Regions from separate parts of the Homo sapiens genome. Here region 1 is linked to region 2. Evidence: read pairs that join two places in POLR2A ChIA-PET (ENCODE). Cell type or tissue: B cell. All regions are shown on one strand. Each heading gives the region's core, and the rest is flanking DNA. Links, peaks and the distances in the headings are about the cores only. Region 1 has its middle 110 kb from the start of TMEM164. Region 2 has its middle 9.7 kb from the start of NXT2.

Region 1 (2,828 bases), core at 122-2,621, 360 kb before region 2:
GGTTGCCTAGGTTTAAGGAGGTGGGGGGAGATGAATATGATTATAAAAGGGCAATAGGAGGGATCCTCAAGGTGATGGCACTGTTCAGTACTTTGACTATGTACTATAAGACCTACTGTTTTAGGATGCATACCCCATTTTCCATGATATGCTTATTTAACATGTGGTGGTATCCATCACATGAACTTACATGGATGATCAAATTATATAGAACTAAATACACATACACACATATGAGGATAAATATTAATAAAACCAGGGAAATCTGAATAATATAGGTGGATTGTATCAACATCACTATTCTTACTATGATATTACAGTTTTCCAAAATGTTACCATTGGGGAAAACTGGGCAAAATGTATGAGAGATCTTGCTCTTGTTTTTTTTAGCTGCATGTGAATCTGCAATTATCTCAATAAAAATGTCAATTAAAACAAATGGCCAGTGTTGCTGAGCTTAGTGGATGAGCAGGAGAGTGGTGAGCGACAGGTAGATGAGCTAAGCAGAAGACAGATTATCCACAGCCTAGTAACCCACGGAAAGACTTTGGATTTTATCCTAAACCCATTGGGAAGCCATTGGCGGGGAGTCACATGAATTTACATATATTTTAATAAATAATTCTGGTTGCTGTGTGGAGGGGCCAGAGTGGCAGCAGGGAGACCATTGTAGCAGGCCAATGTTTTTCCCTGTATTGCTACCATTGTAGCAAGAAATTTCTGCTAGCTTGGATCAGAAATGAGTGAAGATGGAGAGATGTGGATGGATTCAGGATATATTTTGGGGGTGGAGCTAACAGAAGTTCATAGCTGGATGGATGACTATGAAGTTCCCAGTCCGGGAATTTTCTGGAATGGGGCCACTTCTACACAAACACCCTGAGCTATTCTTATAGGACAAGTGAATTTTCAGAAATGGAATATACATTTGAGTACATGCCGACGGCCTGGCCTATCACATGGGATTGGTATCAGCCTTTCTGGTAGCTTTAGACATTAGAAATCTCAAGCTATGTGGAAATTTTTAAAATAGAATTACCAAAAAAAAAAATGGCTCCTCTTGGCAGACAGATTAGAAAAAAGAGGTCAACCTCCAGATGGATGCAGTCCTGTGCAGGGCACAAGGCTTGGTGAGAAGAGCATGAGCTTAATTTCATTCCCACATCCCTTTAGCCAGGCGCCATTGTGTGGAGCACAAAAAAAGCCCTGCAGCCCTGCTGCCCATACCTAGAAGCTTGAGTCCTGCCTGCTGTTATTGCTGCCTGTGGACACTAGGGGGCAGGGCAACTATGTAAATTAGGCCTTCCCTTGCGTTCTTGGGAGGGTCTGATGTGGTGGCCCACGGACGTGGGCTGGACTTCACCTTCAGGTAAAATCCGTTAGCTCCCAGAAGTTCCCAGGCTTAGCTGGTCTGGGAAATTAATTGCTCATTAATCTCTTTGAGACAGAAGAATTGGGCTGCCAACTCATTTGACTGGTAAAACTAACCCAGTTTCCTACAAGTTTGTTTATATCTTGCCAAGTGGAGCTATGGAATGTTTCTTAAAGCAGTTTAGAAATCTGAAAAAATCCAGTATAGTCCACATCACTCCAGTATAATTCCAACATATTCTGGCTTGCAAAAGGGATCCCACCGTATTGCCAGTCAGCCAGCTAGGGAAGAGTGTGATTTATGCAGTGTTTCCTTAGAACCCAATGTTTCCAGTTATAATTGTATCTGAGCAATCTGAGTCTAGTGGCCTCCCTTGTTAATCTCTTAGGTGGCAGCACCAATGGGGTTGAGAAGACAGGTCCGGATGATTGTGAGAATAGTTCCACAGCCTCCTTGCCTGTCACTGAGTGCACAGGGCACAGAGTACAAGCATTGCTTCCTAGTGGCTACTAGGTGGCCTCTAGCATCCCCAGCCTCGGGGACCATGTCAGCTCTGTCCAAGAGGATGGGCAGATTGTGTGAAGGTGTCAGGAGACTAGCAGAATGACATTTGGGAAAGATTTCTGAGTGCCAGATGGAAGGACATGGCTACAATAGGGCATGGCAGCAGAAGGAGACAGAGGGGAGCGTAGAGAGCCAGTGTGCTGTGTCAACCGGGGCTCAGAGAACCAAGGTGAATGGAATTAAGACAACTGAAGTGAAGCAGAAGGAGGCAAATCCAGAACAGAGGGACCCAATGCCCCCGTGGGGTTGTGTCATGTTGGTATTTCTCTGGAAAGACTGTGTCTAGTTAGTGCATGGGGCCAGGATGAGGAAAATAACAGTAAAGCATTCTGTACTTTTCTAGGCTGTCTCAGTCCTATGTAAAGGTGGTGGGGGATTTGCCCTGAAAGGTGTTCTGCAAGCCCCCCTCTCAGGATAACTATATTTGCGTGGTCAGCCTGGTACCCTGAATTATTATTGTTATTTTTAATTACAAACATGTGCTTTGAATCATTAACACAAGAGAGGTCTTGTGGAAGCCAAGACTGGCTGTGCAGCCGCGGATGAAGCCTGCTTTGCAGCAGAGGGCAGCATCCACTGGTTATAGTTCATTCCTGACCTGAACAAGCCTAGTGAAAACTTTAGGGAGATTGAACAGGGGAGGAGGATGTGGTCTGGAAAATGGGAAGGGGGTGGATTTCCTCATGTTTCATCTTCTCTTGCAATGTCATGGTGTATCTGGGGACTCGGTTGTTACTGAGCACTTCTCTCCATTGAGTACAGTAAAAAGTCATAGAGGAACCAAAGAAGCTGACAAGGACTTTGAGGGATTTTTGTTGTTGTTGTTTAATCCCCAAGGAACCTTGGATAAAAGAATGATTACTTTTGCAGGAAAAGTAGCTACTAGGATTGT
Region 2 (2,828 bases), core at 115-2,614:
TTCTCCTTTTAAGTTTATGTTTTCTGTGTCCTAATGAAGGATTTTTGCTTGCCTGAAGGTCCTTAAGATATTATCCCATGTTTTATTAATTTATATTTCACATAATATCTAATCCTTCTTAAATAAATTTTTGTGTGTAGTATGAAGCATAGATCTGGTGATCCAGAACAATTTACTGAAAAGGCCATTCTTTCACTCACTAAATTGCAATGGATGCTTTGCTGTAATTCAGGTAATGGTTTATAAATTACTTGACTTCCTAATCTGTTCCATGGATTTCTTTGTCAGTGTTTGCATCCCTATCACATTCAAATATTGGAGTTTTAAAATAGGCCTTGAAAACTTGAGGATGTGTAGTCTGCCAACTTTGTTCCTCTTTTCCCCAAAATTTGTCTGTACCTATTTTAGATCTTTTGCATTTCCATATAACTTTTATATGTAACTTTTCAATTTCTACACAAAGATATCCTTCTGTGCTTTTGATTTGGAGTGCATTGAATCTTAGACCAATTTGCAGAGAATTGAGATCTTAACAATATTCACTTTCCAAATCCATGCACATGATATATCTCTCCATTTATCTAGGTCTTCTTTGATTTCTTTCAGCAATGCTTCATAGGAGAGGTCTTCAACATCGTTCACTAGATTAATTCCTGGATAGCTCATTTTTTATACTATTGCAAATGATATTGTCTTTTAAAACATTTTCCCATTGTTTGCCATTATTTGTTTATTTTAGCGGGGGTCTCGTTTTGTCATCCAGGCAGGAGTTCAGTGGTGCGATCATGGCTCACTGCAGCCTCAACCTTTTGGGCTCAAGTAATCCTCCCACTTCAGCCTCCTGAGTAGCTGGGACCAGGCATGAACCACCAAGCCCGGCTGAATTTAAAAAAATTATTTGTAGAGACGGGGGTCTCTCTATGTTGCCCAGGCTGATCTCGAACTCCTGGGCTTAAGCAATCCTCCCCCTTGGATTCCTATAGTGTTGGGATTTCAGGCATTAGCAATGGCATCTTACCTGCTAGACATATGACTCATTCTTATGTGTTAAACTTTATCTAGAGACTTTGTTAAATTTACTTAAATATTTTTTTTTCTTGAGACAGGGTATTGTTCTGTCACCCAGGCTGAAGTGCAGTGGCATGATCATAGCTCACTGCAGCCTTGAATCCCTGGGCTCAAGTGATCCTTCCACCTCAGCCTCTTGAGTAGCTAGCACTGCAAATGTGCACCACAATGCCTGGCTAATTTTTTATTTTTAAATTTTGTTGTAGAGATGAATGTCTCAATATATTTCCCAGACTGATCTCAAGTTCCTGACCTCAAGTGCTCCTCCTGCCTTGGCCTTTCAAAGTATTGGGATTACAGGTATTAGCCAAAGTGCCCAACCTATTTAAACATTTATAACAATTTGTATATTCTTTTGGATATTTTATATACAAAATCATGTTATCCAAAATAGAGTTTACTTCTTTCTTTACAATCTTTATATCTTAAAATTAACTTTCTTGATGTATCAAACTGATTAAGGTTTCCAGTACAATTTTGAGAAATGGAAATAGTGGTCACTTTTGTTTTGATTCTCTTCTCAGGGGAAGAGTTCAATATTTCACCATAAAGTATGATGTCTGATTTTTAAAAACAACCCTTATTAGATTAGAACATTTCCTTTCTATTCCTACTTTGGTATGCTTTTTTTAAAAAAATCAAAAACAGATGTTGAATTTTATCATGTGCCATTTCTGCATCTATTGGTGGCTTTCCCCTTTATTCATCGAATATAATAAAATACATTGGTTGATTTACAAATGTTAAACCAAGGTTCCATTACTGGTCTAAATCTCAGTTAGTCATCATTTGTTTTATATATTACTGGATTAATGTAGCTAATATTTTGTTCAAGATTTTTGCATCTATGTTCATAATAGATATTGGCCTGACATTTTCCTTTCTTGCTATATTCTCATTAGATTTTGGTTTCAGGGTTCCGTTGGTCTCATCAAATATAGCTGGGTCAGCTTTCTTTTCTAGTGTTTGCATAACATATATTCCCACCCTTTTTACTTTTGACTTTTCTGTATCCTTTTGTTTACTTGGAGTCTCTTTTAAGCAGCATGTAGTTGTATTTTTTTTTTTTTTATAAAAGAAGCAGTCTGACGATTGTAGTATTTTAACTGGAGTGTTTAGTCCATTTGCATGTAATTTGTAAATATACTTGGTTTTATAGCTATCATTTTGCTATATGTTCTCTATTTGTCCTGTCCTTTATTTTTCCTTTCTTGACTTCTGCTTTATTATTCAAGTATTTCTATTCCACTATTTTCTTCTCTATTGCTTTTTAATTATACGTTATTTTGTAATTCTTTTTCTTGGTTATCTTAGGGATTATGAAAGGCATCCATGACTTATTCCAGTCTATCTTAAATTAGTATTTTTACCGTTTCCTGAACATGTAGTATATAACAGTTTCACTCCTTACTGACCACTCAACTTTTGTACAATTGTTGTTATGTCTTTTATTTTATTTATGTTTAAAACCCTATAGGAGGTAAATTTTATGTTATGTATATTTTACTACAATAAAAACATAGGAAATTATTATTATCATTGTTTTAAACAGTTAGTGCTCTTTGTTCCTTCCTGCAGTTTCAGGCTTCTATGTGTAATAATCTTCCCTGAGCACAAAGTCTCTTCTTTCATATTTCTTGTAGTGTGCATCTGCTAGTAACAAAAACTAACTTTTGTTTTTCTGAAAATATATTGTTATTTTATTTTATTTTATTTTATTATTATTATACTTTAAGTTTTAGGGTACACGTGCACAATGC

The links. Peaks named below come from ENCODE experiments on the same cell type or tissue, not always from the same donor. Only the 100,000 strongest peaks of a DNase experiment are listed, where the experiment ranks them.
Region 1: POLR2A ChIA-PET joins it to region 2 with 5 read pairs; 5 of 35 experiments call an interaction of 5 or more read pairs at or near these places.

What each region holds. Positions count from the first base shown.
Region 1 is chrX:109,889,538-109,892,365 of GRCh38, reverse strand. No RefSeq gene overlaps it. Among named protein-coding and RNA genes, the nearest start is that of TMEM164, 110 kb to the left of the region's middle. RefSeq lists a silencer at 1,279-1,348 and an enhancer at 1,132-1,426. In B cell, for the core only: a CTCF peak has its summit at 1,268 (motif pointing right); a DNase peak (open chromatin) is centred at 1,325; H3K27ac peaks cover 321 bases.
Region 2 is chrX:109,525,710-109,528,537 of GRCh38, reverse strand. No RefSeq gene overlaps it. Among named protein-coding and RNA genes, the nearest start is that of NXT2, 9.7 kb to the left of the region's middle. In B cell, for the core only: no CTCF peak of the experiment used is centred there; no DNase peak of the experiment used is centred there.